2 separate regions of the Homo sapiens genome follow, and region 2 is linked to region 1. A link is a loop called in an ENCODE intact Hi-C map of the cell type or tissue named here. Cell type or tissue: Calu3. All regions are shown on one strand. Each heading gives the region's core, and the rest is flanking DNA. Links, peaks and the distances in the headings are about the cores only.

The links. A loop is a pair of places that touch in the nucleus more often than their neighbours do. Peaks named below come from ENCODE experiments on the same cell type or tissue, not always from the same donor. Only the 100,000 strongest peaks of a DNase experiment are listed, where the experiment ranks them.
Region 2: it touches region 1 in a loop (7-fold over the local background); 1 of 110 quality-filtered maps calls a loop at or near these places.

What each region holds. Positions count from the first base shown.
Region 1 is chr9:3,966,156-3,971,543 of GRCh38, reverse strand. The region is part of intron 4 of GLIS3 (GLIS family zinc finger 3); the gene reads left to right. Among named protein-coding and RNA genes, the nearest start is that of GLIS3-AS1, 70 kb to the right of the region's middle. RefSeq lists an enhancer at 2,017-3,216. In Calu3, for the core only: no CTCF peak of the experiment used is centred there; a DNase peak (open chromatin) is centred at 2,453.
Region 2 is chr9:3,898,060-3,903,447 of GRCh38, reverse strand. GLIS3 (GLIS family zinc finger 3) reads left to right here. Exons shown (of 11, transcript NM_001042413.2): 7 at 4,613-4,757. It overlaps GLIS3-AS1 (GLIS3 antisense RNA 1), which reads right to left and starts at 4,802. Exons shown (of 2, transcript NR_026663.1): 1 at 4,489-4,802; 2 at 2,200-2,615. In Calu3, for the core only: no CTCF peak of the experiment used is centred there; DNase peaks (open chromatin) are centred at 2,307 and 4,807.

The DNA of each region.
Region 1 (5,388 bases), core at 91-5,090:
TGTGCAATAGATCCCTTTTCATTTCCCTTTCTCTCTTCTTCTCACAAACCTGTTATTAGTTTCCCCCAATGGCTTATTTAGAATTTTCTCATTTCTGAAAAATACCATTTTTAGGTATAAGGGATGACTGCATAGGGATCAGATAATGACTTTTTCTTTTAAGGCTGGGTTACTTTTCCCTCAACCGAGTAAGGGCTGCTTTGTGCCAGTGACACCATTAAAGCATAAAATAGAATTCAGCCTCAAGCTCCTTCTGATGTGACATAGGCAGAAAGTGTGTAGTGTCTTCATGTGGACAGGAGGTCTAAAATGAGCTCCAAATGTTCTCCACTTTGAGAGGGGTGGGTGACATGGCTATCTTGCCATTGCTCCATTCTTTGATGGTGATGGAAAGCATAAGGCTCCCTTCCTTCCTTCCTTCCTTCGATCCTTCCTTCCTTCCTTCGATCTATCCTTCCTTCCTTCCTTCAATTAATCCTTCCTTCCTTCCTTCGATCCTTCCTTCTTTCCTTTGATCGATCCTCCCTTCCTTCCTTCTCTCCGTCCCTCCCTCCCTTTCTCCATTCCATCCCTTTCTCCCTCTTTTCCTTCCATTTCTTCTTCCCCATCCTTTTTTTATTTCCCCTCAGAATACTAAAGTCATATAGCAGGGCAAATACAGCCAATGTTGTGCCTCTGAACCTGCTTTGAACTCATTGTTTAACTTTGGGAATACTCATCTTCTCATCCTTCTCTCTTCAATTGCCAGCTTCACACTAGGATATTTACTTGGTAAATTGTTCTCCAAAGTTTAGAAGAAATTGAACTGTGCTGAGTGAGAGGTTTGTGTGTATGATCAACTTAATCTCAGTTTCTGCTCTGCTGAATAATCCTGCAACTCCATGCTATAGGATAGGGCTTCTCAACCTCTACATTACTAATATTTTCAGCCAGATAGTTCTTTGTTATGAGGGCTGTCCTGTGCATTAGCAGCATCCTGGGCCTTGTTCAGGGGCAAGGTAACACTGGTAGTCTCTTATTTCTGTATTTTTAAAGAAGATGTCTATGGCAAACTTTTAGGTTGACAAAATAAAAATTTCTTCTACAAATAATGCATTTGTTTGCCCAGATTGTCTAGGAAAGAAATTACATTTTGGACTTCCTGTTCCATGAATTATCAAGAGTCTTCTGTCAAAAAATAATCAACACGATTCATCTTCTCATAATATAAGGACTGTAATATTACATTGCTTTTGAGTTTTTCCACCATTAAAAAATCTTGTTTATGACTATTTTAATCCCTTTACTAGCATCAGTGAAACAGAGAGGGTCTTGTTTACTGTCCTCTTTAGGAAATCTCTGAGCTAAAGTAGAAGGATCTGTGCCAGATATTTGCTGGTTATATGTGTGTACCAGCTCTGAAAACCACCCTTAATAATTGTTTTCAAATTATCTTATGTGCCAGACTTTTGCATTTAGGCAGAGACGAAAGCTAACACTAAATTACTGACTTCCTGGTTGTGTGTGAATGCAGTGAACGTTACTCACTTGGAACATGAAATGACTGTACAATTCTAAATAAAATATTTTATCATAGGTAGCATTTGTCCACCAAGTTGCAAGATTTGCCCCTGAAACAGGAAATAACAGAATTGATCTAAAGCCCCTCACCTAGCTTCCTTCCCTGAAAGTATACTGTGAAAATGCCACTTTTTGAATTTTGCTCAGTTTCTGGACAGAGGTGCTGGATTGCCTAGCTTTCCTGTCATTAGGAGTGACTGAAAGCAACCATCTGGGGCTTCTGACAAGCTTGGTCATGGAACTCAGAAACAAGGGACCCAAGTTATTTTGGTAGCTTCATACACAGCAAGCTGAGTTCTTCACAGTGGCTGTATTTGGTTGGGAAAAGAAGATCTCCAGAAGAATCAAAGAGCTATCCTGGGCTTTTGGAATCTTGAGCCCAGCTGAAGGTGCTGATTACTATAAACAACAATCACTTCATGGTCCATATTCCTGAGATCTCTGCTTTCATGAAATTGATCTTGATTACTTCGTATCAGTTCTGATCAAGTCACCAAGTGGCTATGTATCTGATATGTGCAAGACCAAAAGAAGGTCTACTTTGAGTGGAAACATTGGGCCTTAGTAAATCCTTTCCGCAGACCTCTTCTTCTTTGGAGATATTTCCTGTGAGGTGTAGGGAACGTATAGCACAAGGTTTGCTCGCTTTTGAACTTCTGCATTTCTAACCTAATGTGAATTATAAGCAACCTTTTATTCAAAGAAAGAATAATAGACTGAAAAGGAGATTGATATTTCAGCCTTCTGAATCTTCACTTTGTGCTGACAAATTAATCGTCTGTTTTACCTTCTTCGAACAGTGAGGCTCATTGTTCAGTTTGCCAGGTCATATGCATTTCATCACACTACACCTTGGTGACAAAGCAGACAAGGGGAAAAATGAACCTAGAGGTGAGTCAAGGCTTTGGCTTTAGTTCTGTGACTCAAACACGGACAAGTCATTGGTCCTGACAATTGCTTCTGTGACACAATGGAAAAAAAGCCAAGCCGTTTTGATGGAGCCTAACACACTTTTGCAAAGGGTGTCTTGTCCCTAGACTCTGTGGAGTCATATTTAAATTTGCTCACTCACTTATAGTTAGATCTTTACCCAGACAGTCCAGTCTAAACCCCAGTGGATGAAGTAACTCCCTAAATGTACCAAATGTATTTGGTAATTCAGACTTTCTTTTCCAGAATTAAAGATTGAATTTCTTTTAGGAGTAATAATGAAATGTACTATTACTTGATCTATGGTGGTTACATGAGTTCTTCAATTTATAACAATTAACTGAATTGTACTATCATTTATGTAGTTTCCTGGATATAATACTTTAAATTAAAAGATTTACTGTTAAAAATGATGAAATTGGCAAGAATAACATTATAAAGGTGAAAAAAACCTTACCTATGGAGAACATAAAAATACAATACCTTAGCTTTCTTATATAATTTGTATAATTTAATCAAACATTTTTCCTTAATATATCACTGTTAAGCATTTTGTATAGACGGATTATCACACGTATATGTATTTTTCATATGCATATAGTCAGCATTTCATTTGGTGATACTGAAAATGCTACCTCCTTTAAAAAAATTTTGTTTGTTGCTTAACTGATATGCTTTCTGTATTATTTAATTAGGCTACCATGAGTATTGAGACAAGTGCTGTTAAGCTCCCTATCATCAGCACTGGGAATCTAAGCATTTACCGTATCTCCACTGTCCCATTCAGTTAGAAGAACTTTGAAAGCCATTAAAGGTGAGGCTTCCTGCTGACGATCATTCTGCTCCTGCTACATGATAAAATCATGCTGCCAAGGTCTTCACCCCCTTAGACTAGTGACAATAGATTTGAAATCCAATTTTGAAAACTCTAAAATTATAACCCAGAGATCTCAAGAATCCACATCGTATTTTAGCCCACACCTTCGGACAGATTGTATGAATTTAGATTTATGGCGAAAAGGAAGGGATGAGAAAGTTAACCTGAGTTAATGGAAAATGTAATTCCAGTTTTTGAAGATATGATTTATGGGGTCTTATTTTCAAACAACAAAGCATTATTTGCTCACAACAATGCACAAAGTATTTTCCTCACCTCCTGAGCCTCCATCACTCTCCCCCTTAAAATAATAAGTGTGAAGAGCTTGGTGCCTGTCCTTCTGCACATTCTTTACGGTTGTGGAAGCATACAAATATATACACATATATGATTTTCCTTACAGAAAATGGGATCATATTATCCATCTTTCTCATGACATTGCACTTGTCTCTTAGCATCATAATATGGATATCTCTCCAGGTCACTTCATGTAACTGTAACACATTCTTCTTGATAGCTGCATCACAGTCTGTAGTATTGATGTATTATAACCGAGGATTCAGGCATGTGTCCTGTGTTGCTGCCCCTGTAACACATTAAGCAGTAAATATGCTGGTATACTTATCCTCATATACTAATATCTTTCTTTTCTTTTCTTTCTTTTTCTTTTTTTTGTGGTGGAGTCTCGCTCTATTGCCCAGGCTGGAGTGCAATGGCCCGATCTTGGCTCACTACAACCTCTGCCTCCTGGGTTCAAGTGATTCTCCTGCCTTAGCCTCCTGAGTAGCTGGGACTACAGGCACGTGCAACCACGCCTGGCTAATTTTCTATTTTTAGTAGAGACAGGGTTTCACCATGTTAGTCAGGCTGGTCTTGAACTCCTGATCTTAGGTGATCTGCCCGCCTCGGTCTCCCAAAGTGCTGGGATTACAGGCATGGGCCACCACGCCCAGCAGGATAGAGAATTTTTAAAGAAAAATTGATTTCAAAATGATTTTCAGGTACACAGTAACTGAAAATGAATTGGCCAGGTGTATGGCAGATAGAGATCCTTACTGGACTTCTTTACTAAATGTCCAAGAAGAATTGCATGTACAGTATCAATCATGTACCTGATTGAGAAATCCTCAAAATGTTTTTTTGTTTTTTTTTTTTTTTTTTTTTTGCAGAAAGAAATTGTCTGGAGTTGAGGGTAGGAATAAGGATTAACTGTAAATGGATATGAGGAATCTCACTGGGGTGATGAGAATGTTCTAAAACTGGATTGTGGTGAGAGTTGCAGACCTCAGTTAATTTACTAAAAAATCATTGAATTTCACTTTTATATTGGGTGGATTTTGTGGTGTGTAATTTATACCTTAAAAAAGTTGTTTTAAGGGTTTTTTGTTTTTTGTTTTTTTTTTGTCTGTCACCCAGGCTGGAGTGCAGTGGCGCGATCTCAGCTCACACCACCTCCCGGGTTCTAAGTGATTCTCCTGCCTCAGCCTCCTGAGTAGCTGGGATTGCAGGCGTGCGCCACCATGCCTGGCTAATTTTGTAGTTTTAGTAGAGACAGGGTTTCACCATGTTGGCCAGGCTGGTCTTGACTCCTGACCTCAGGTGATTGGCCTGCCTCAGCCTCCCAAAGTGCTGGGATTACAGGTGTGAGTCACCGCGCCTGGCCTAAAGAGGTAAAATTTTAAAGCAGTTCATGTGACATCTTTTTTTATATCATCAATTAGCATTATCTGAAAAAAAAAAGGCTTTGCATCATTGAAGTCAAATTTAGCCTATCAACACCTGTTTGATTTATTACAGTGTCATAATTCTTGGAATTTGCTCAATAAATATTTCCTGCATTTAATAGAATACACTTTTTTGCTCCTGCTGATTACAATAGTCATGTCCCATAATGGCATCCAAGGAAGCCAGGATTTTGTTGCAACAGTCATAGATTTCATCAATCCCATTCAGTCATTCATTCAACAGTTATATAGTGAGCATTCAGTATGTGCCAGGCATGTGTTTTAGTCATTAGGAAC
Region 2 (5,388 bases), core at 227-5,226, 68 kb after region 1:
CGGCAGTCCTTTGAAATAGGTGAATTGACAATCAGTGGTTTCAAATTCCACTTTTCTCCGCAAAGAGCAGTCAAGGCTTTGTAAAGGGCAAGTTCTTTGCTCTCTGCTAACAGCAGGTAATAAACTAGACTGAAATTTTTTAACCTTTTTTATCCCTGTGAAAGAAAATACAATCCAAGTTGTTTTTAAGAAATGAGCCTCATTTAACCATGTATTATTATGAGGTCTGAAGAAAGTCAGATGTGTTATATAGGAAATTTAAGAATTTCTTCGCGTTTATGGCCCTGGGCTTAATGGTTACTTCTCACAGGAGATAACATAAACTTTTAAGGTCCAGATGTCCCAAGGAGGCTTCTTAGAAAATTGCCAAGATATTTTATGATGACAACAAGCTACAAAACATGACATATTCATCCCTGCATAAGTTGGAACTTACCTTCCCAGTATCTCCAAGTCCAATGACTTGCAGACATTCCTAGCATTTGTAGGTATCCTCTCCTCCTGTGACTTTTCCTAGTATCTGCTAACTAGATGCCCAAAGTCACTACTTCAGAAAGATCTTTATTCGTCACAGTTGATCAAGGAAGATGAGATAGTAAGGTTTCTGTTCCTATATTTAAAAATGCTAGGTTTTTATAATTCGCTGTTTCCACAGTTCATTTCCTCTTTCCATAAACAGAAAACTATTAGTTTCTCCTCATAAAAATTCTTAGAGACTAGTGGTTCCAAGAGTGAAATCCCAAGACCAGTAGAAGCATCATCACCTGGGAACTTAGAAACGCATCGCAGACCTACTGAATGAGCAGCTCTGGGGTGGGGCGCTGCAGGTGATTCTGATACATCCCCAAGATTGGGAACCACAAGTAAAGACCCTCCCTCCTGTCACTGAAAAATTTCCCTCTATCTTCTTTAACTATTCCTGACAGCTAAGAAGATGTTGGTAAAATATACATTATGCAGTTTTTTAAATAAATAGTTGGGCTTCTTATTCCAAATATAAAACTATGTTACATTGAAAGACACCCCTCCCAAGAGATTCTGCTATGTGCCTCCTGCCTCACCCTTTAGATCATTCCTGTACTAGAGAATGTTTAAAAACCTTAAGGGATCTGAAAGCCCCTTTCCTGGTCTGAAGATCTGTGAGGGACACTACACTTCCATATCATGACTGCGTTTCTATGCATACGGCTCTCCTTTGGAAATTTTACTTAAGGTTCCTAAGCTTGTTCAATTTAAGAAGCCCTTTCTAGAACCATGCCTAATCCCAGAGAAAACCAAATTAACTCTCACCACAAAGTTGTATGGACTCACACTGTTGGAAAACATGAATATTTAGTGAAGCTAAGAAAGAATTGCCCGTCTTTGATGCCAGAAGTAACCCTAGCCGTGAAATTCCTTGCAAAGACCTCGTTGGTACGGGTAACTATAAAACCCTAGAGTAGTTGGTAATAGAAAGCAGAAAAGCATCCATGTCTGCCCTTGGTAAAACATGTGGACCCCAGATCATATTTTAATGATAGAAGATAAATTAAAAGTGATCACCAGAACTCATTCCAAGCCTTGAATTTTTTTTTCCAGTTTTTCTTACACGGCATGTATTAGGTTAGTACAAAAATAACAAACATACCTTCCAAAGGTCCTGAAAGAGTTAGTTAGGCACTAATACAGAGAGTCCTGGTCAGAGACTGGAATGTGCCACAGCTGAGGAAATTACAACAAAGTGATGTCTCAGTCACTACCTGTGTTAAATGTCCCTTCCCTGTATTTAGGGTCACTGTGCCACTTTCATATCCTTGGGCTAAGACCTGGACATGCATTTGTCTCTTTATGAAGCTTTCTGAGACCCAAGAAATACTTCTCTCTAAACAGTAACTTACTGTTGTATGTGTGTGTTTGTCTTTCTTTCTGATCAGAATTTGGTCATCGTCATTGCCAGTGGTGTGCTGGTAATGTATAGCAACCAGCTCTTTAGATGGAAAAAGCCTGTTTGTAGAATTGCCAATTTCCATGGTGTAAATACTTCACTATGACCGATTTCAAGCTATCAGTCTATCATCATTGCATGGAAAGTTTGGAAAAGACGCACAAAATTGACACCTCAGATTGGTGCGAGCCAGCTTTGGCACATCATTTGAATGTAGAAAATTTGGAAAGTGTTAAGCGCGTGCCTAATTGAAGAGACTACCCAGACAGGCTAAGTGTGAGCAACAAGGCTGTTTATTCACTCCGGTGCGAGCGGGCTGAGTCTGAAAAGGGAGTCAGCGAAGGGCGGTGGGAGTGGAACTGGTTTTATAGGTTTGGGATAGGTAGTGGAAGGTTACAGTTGGGGCAGTCTTTTCGGGCAGGGGAAGAATGTCACAAGGTGCGTAGTCACGAGGTGGAGGGAGTTCACATGGCAGGATATCACAAGGCCGATTGATTATTTAGGGTAGGGCAGGAACATATCACAATGGTGGAATGTTGCAAGTTCGGTTAATCAGTTAAGGCAGGAGCTAGCTGTTTCTTCTTCTTTAGTGGTTCTCCTGTTGCTCAAAGCTTTGTGACTCCAGGAGGCCTGGACCTGTGTGTCGCAGGGGTCACAATGGCTCAACCGTGGTGTGGCCCGTTCAGAGGACCTTACAGAAAGCAGAAGAAAGGACTTTAAAAAAGGGAAGGAAATAAATTCATAATAGTACTACTGAAAGCAAAAATCAGTTGTAATGTTCAATTATATTACTTTCTGATATTTTGTCTGTGTATTTTTATGTAATTATCATTTTGTATATATATAAAACTTTGAGTTTTGCTTTTATGTTCATGAATACCATTTTAATGGTTGCATAATAGTCCATCAAATTGAGGTAAAATCATTGATTAGCCCTATTTGTGGACATTTAAGACATTTTAAGTTACATTTTCTGATTAGGTATTGCTATAAATAATGCTATTTGTTTTATATATATATGTGTATATTTTGGGGGGGGTACAAATCTTCTTTAACACCTCTGGCTATTTCCTTAAGACAAGTTCTAGAATCAAATTATTTCAATTATGGACCTTGAAAAAATATTCCCACATACCATCTAGACTGTTTGTACCAATATTCACTCCTATGAACATTGTTGAACAATGCCTCTCTCACTGTACCTTCATTACTGTTTTTTTTTAAGTTTTTGATAATTCAGCAAGTAAAAAGACGTTTTAACATTGCACTTCTTTGCAAGTGTGCAAACATTTTTCACGCTTATTATCATTTCTGTTTCTCCTTTTTTTTTTTTTTTTAACAGTTTCTGTTCAAGTCAAGGCTTTATCCAACGTCTCCTTCCCATTTCCACCTCCCCACCTTTTATCTCTGGTTTCATCTTCTATTTCTCTTCCCCAGGCCCCAGGCTCACCCTGCTTGACTCTTACTTCTCCGCACAACCACAGGGTAGGCAGGTTCTTCCCCCATAGGTCTGTACGGCTTATTCCTCACTTCTTTCAAAGCTTTTTATAAATGCCATCTTCAAGAGGCTTTCCTTGATCTCCTATCTAAAGCTGCCACCCCTTATTCCTACTCACTGTCTCGCTTCTCCGCATCACTTTTCTCCATAGCATTTATCACCATCTGAGGTTGTATATGTTTTATTTGTTCATCATCTGCTTCCCCATCTAGAGTCTAACTTTGACAAAAGCAGTCAGTATTCCTAGGGTCTAGAGAAGTATGTAACAAACACTTAATAAATATTTGTTGACTGCATAAGCATACTCTAGCTCTATATCTAAAGGTTTAGTCTTGTCTTTATAAAATCCATTTATACACACACTCTTTAAATACCAAAGATGATTACCATTTGCAATATTTGTAACAAATACATTTCTAGATTGCTTTTAAGGTATTATGTTTTTGTACAAGCAGAACGTTAATATTTTTATGTCACTAAATCTTACATTGTTTTTTTTTTCCATTTCAATTACACTTAAAAAATTCTTATTCATTAAAAGATCAGATAACTTTTCACCTAGTTTATTTTAGCATTTTTTATTGTTTGATTTTTTTTTTACATGTAACTCTTTAATGTATAAGATCTAAATTGTTCTGTTTTTATGTAACTGACTGTTGGAGTTTTGTTACTGTTAATCACATTGTTTTATCTTTGAATCATGCCATAATATATTAAAATTTAACTTGAGTATTTTCCTTTCATGGAAAATCTATAGGAGTTAAATCTCAATGGGCATTTCTTAATCATCTCTGGGATGTTTTCATGACAGTGTTTCTATTTTAAAAGCACTTTCCAAGATGGACTAAATCTACTTGAGTTTGTTGTTGTTATCGTTACAAGTTCTGATAAGATACGGAGCAAATAAAAGGAAGTATAATAGGAAGTTGAGTTGCCAGAAGTGGAAATATCAAGGACTGAAGTCAAATCCGCCTCTAGCCACATTTTTCCAGAAGCTCTTGCCAGGTGTTATTAGGATTGGAGAACTGATCCTTTTATTGACACTCTGTTAAGCTCTGTGCCTTACCCGTAGTTGCTGCTTGATAAATTTTTGTGGGCTGAGTTGCACTGATAGAGCATGATGCCTTCCCAGGAAAATATTCCAAGGACCGGCTCTCCTTATCGATGTCTCTTCCGTTTTGTCCTCTTAGTTGCGGTCCAGCACAGAGCTCCATCCAGACCTGCTCACAGATTGCCTCACCGTGCAGTCCCTGCAGCCGGCCACTTCCCCTAGAGATGCTGCTGCTGAAGGGACCGTGGGACGCTCCCCTGGACCCGGGCCTGACCTCTATTCAGGTAAAGACAGCAAAGGCAGAGCCAACCACAACTACCCTTTTTTAGGCCTTTTACTCTGGTTAAAAGGAATGCTCACGTGAGAAAAATTTTCCTAAGATCGTCTGTGTTGTTCTTTATCAATGGGCTGCAAATTGCTCTCCACCCCTTCTGATTCCTGAGCTGGGTGTGGCAGCAGATTGTTTTTTCTCATAAAGAAATAAAATAAAATAATGCATTACCTCTTTTAGTTATGGACTTCTGCCAGAAATTCAGTGTACCCAACCCTCGCAGTTATGTTACATTTACTCACTTGATTTAGACTCGAAGGAAATGTTTCCTCCTTAAGCAGGTAGCAGGCTGCGTGTGGATTTCTTAATGAAACAGTTGTTGTCATCTTTATGTTTTAAAAGGAAGCCCCAGGTCTCTAAGGAAATTTTCACATCAGCAAACCAACTTATAAGAATGTTCATTCATGTTTGCCAACCATTGTGGGAAAGGAGATGGGATGACACTCCCAGACCACCTTCCATCTGCCTAGGTTTGAATAATAGGTGACTATATTTGGAAAATTACATGTATGTAGTAAAAAACAAAAAAAATAAGAAAAGATTAATATACCATAAGGAAGTTATTTTTCTTTTACTCAGCCTGG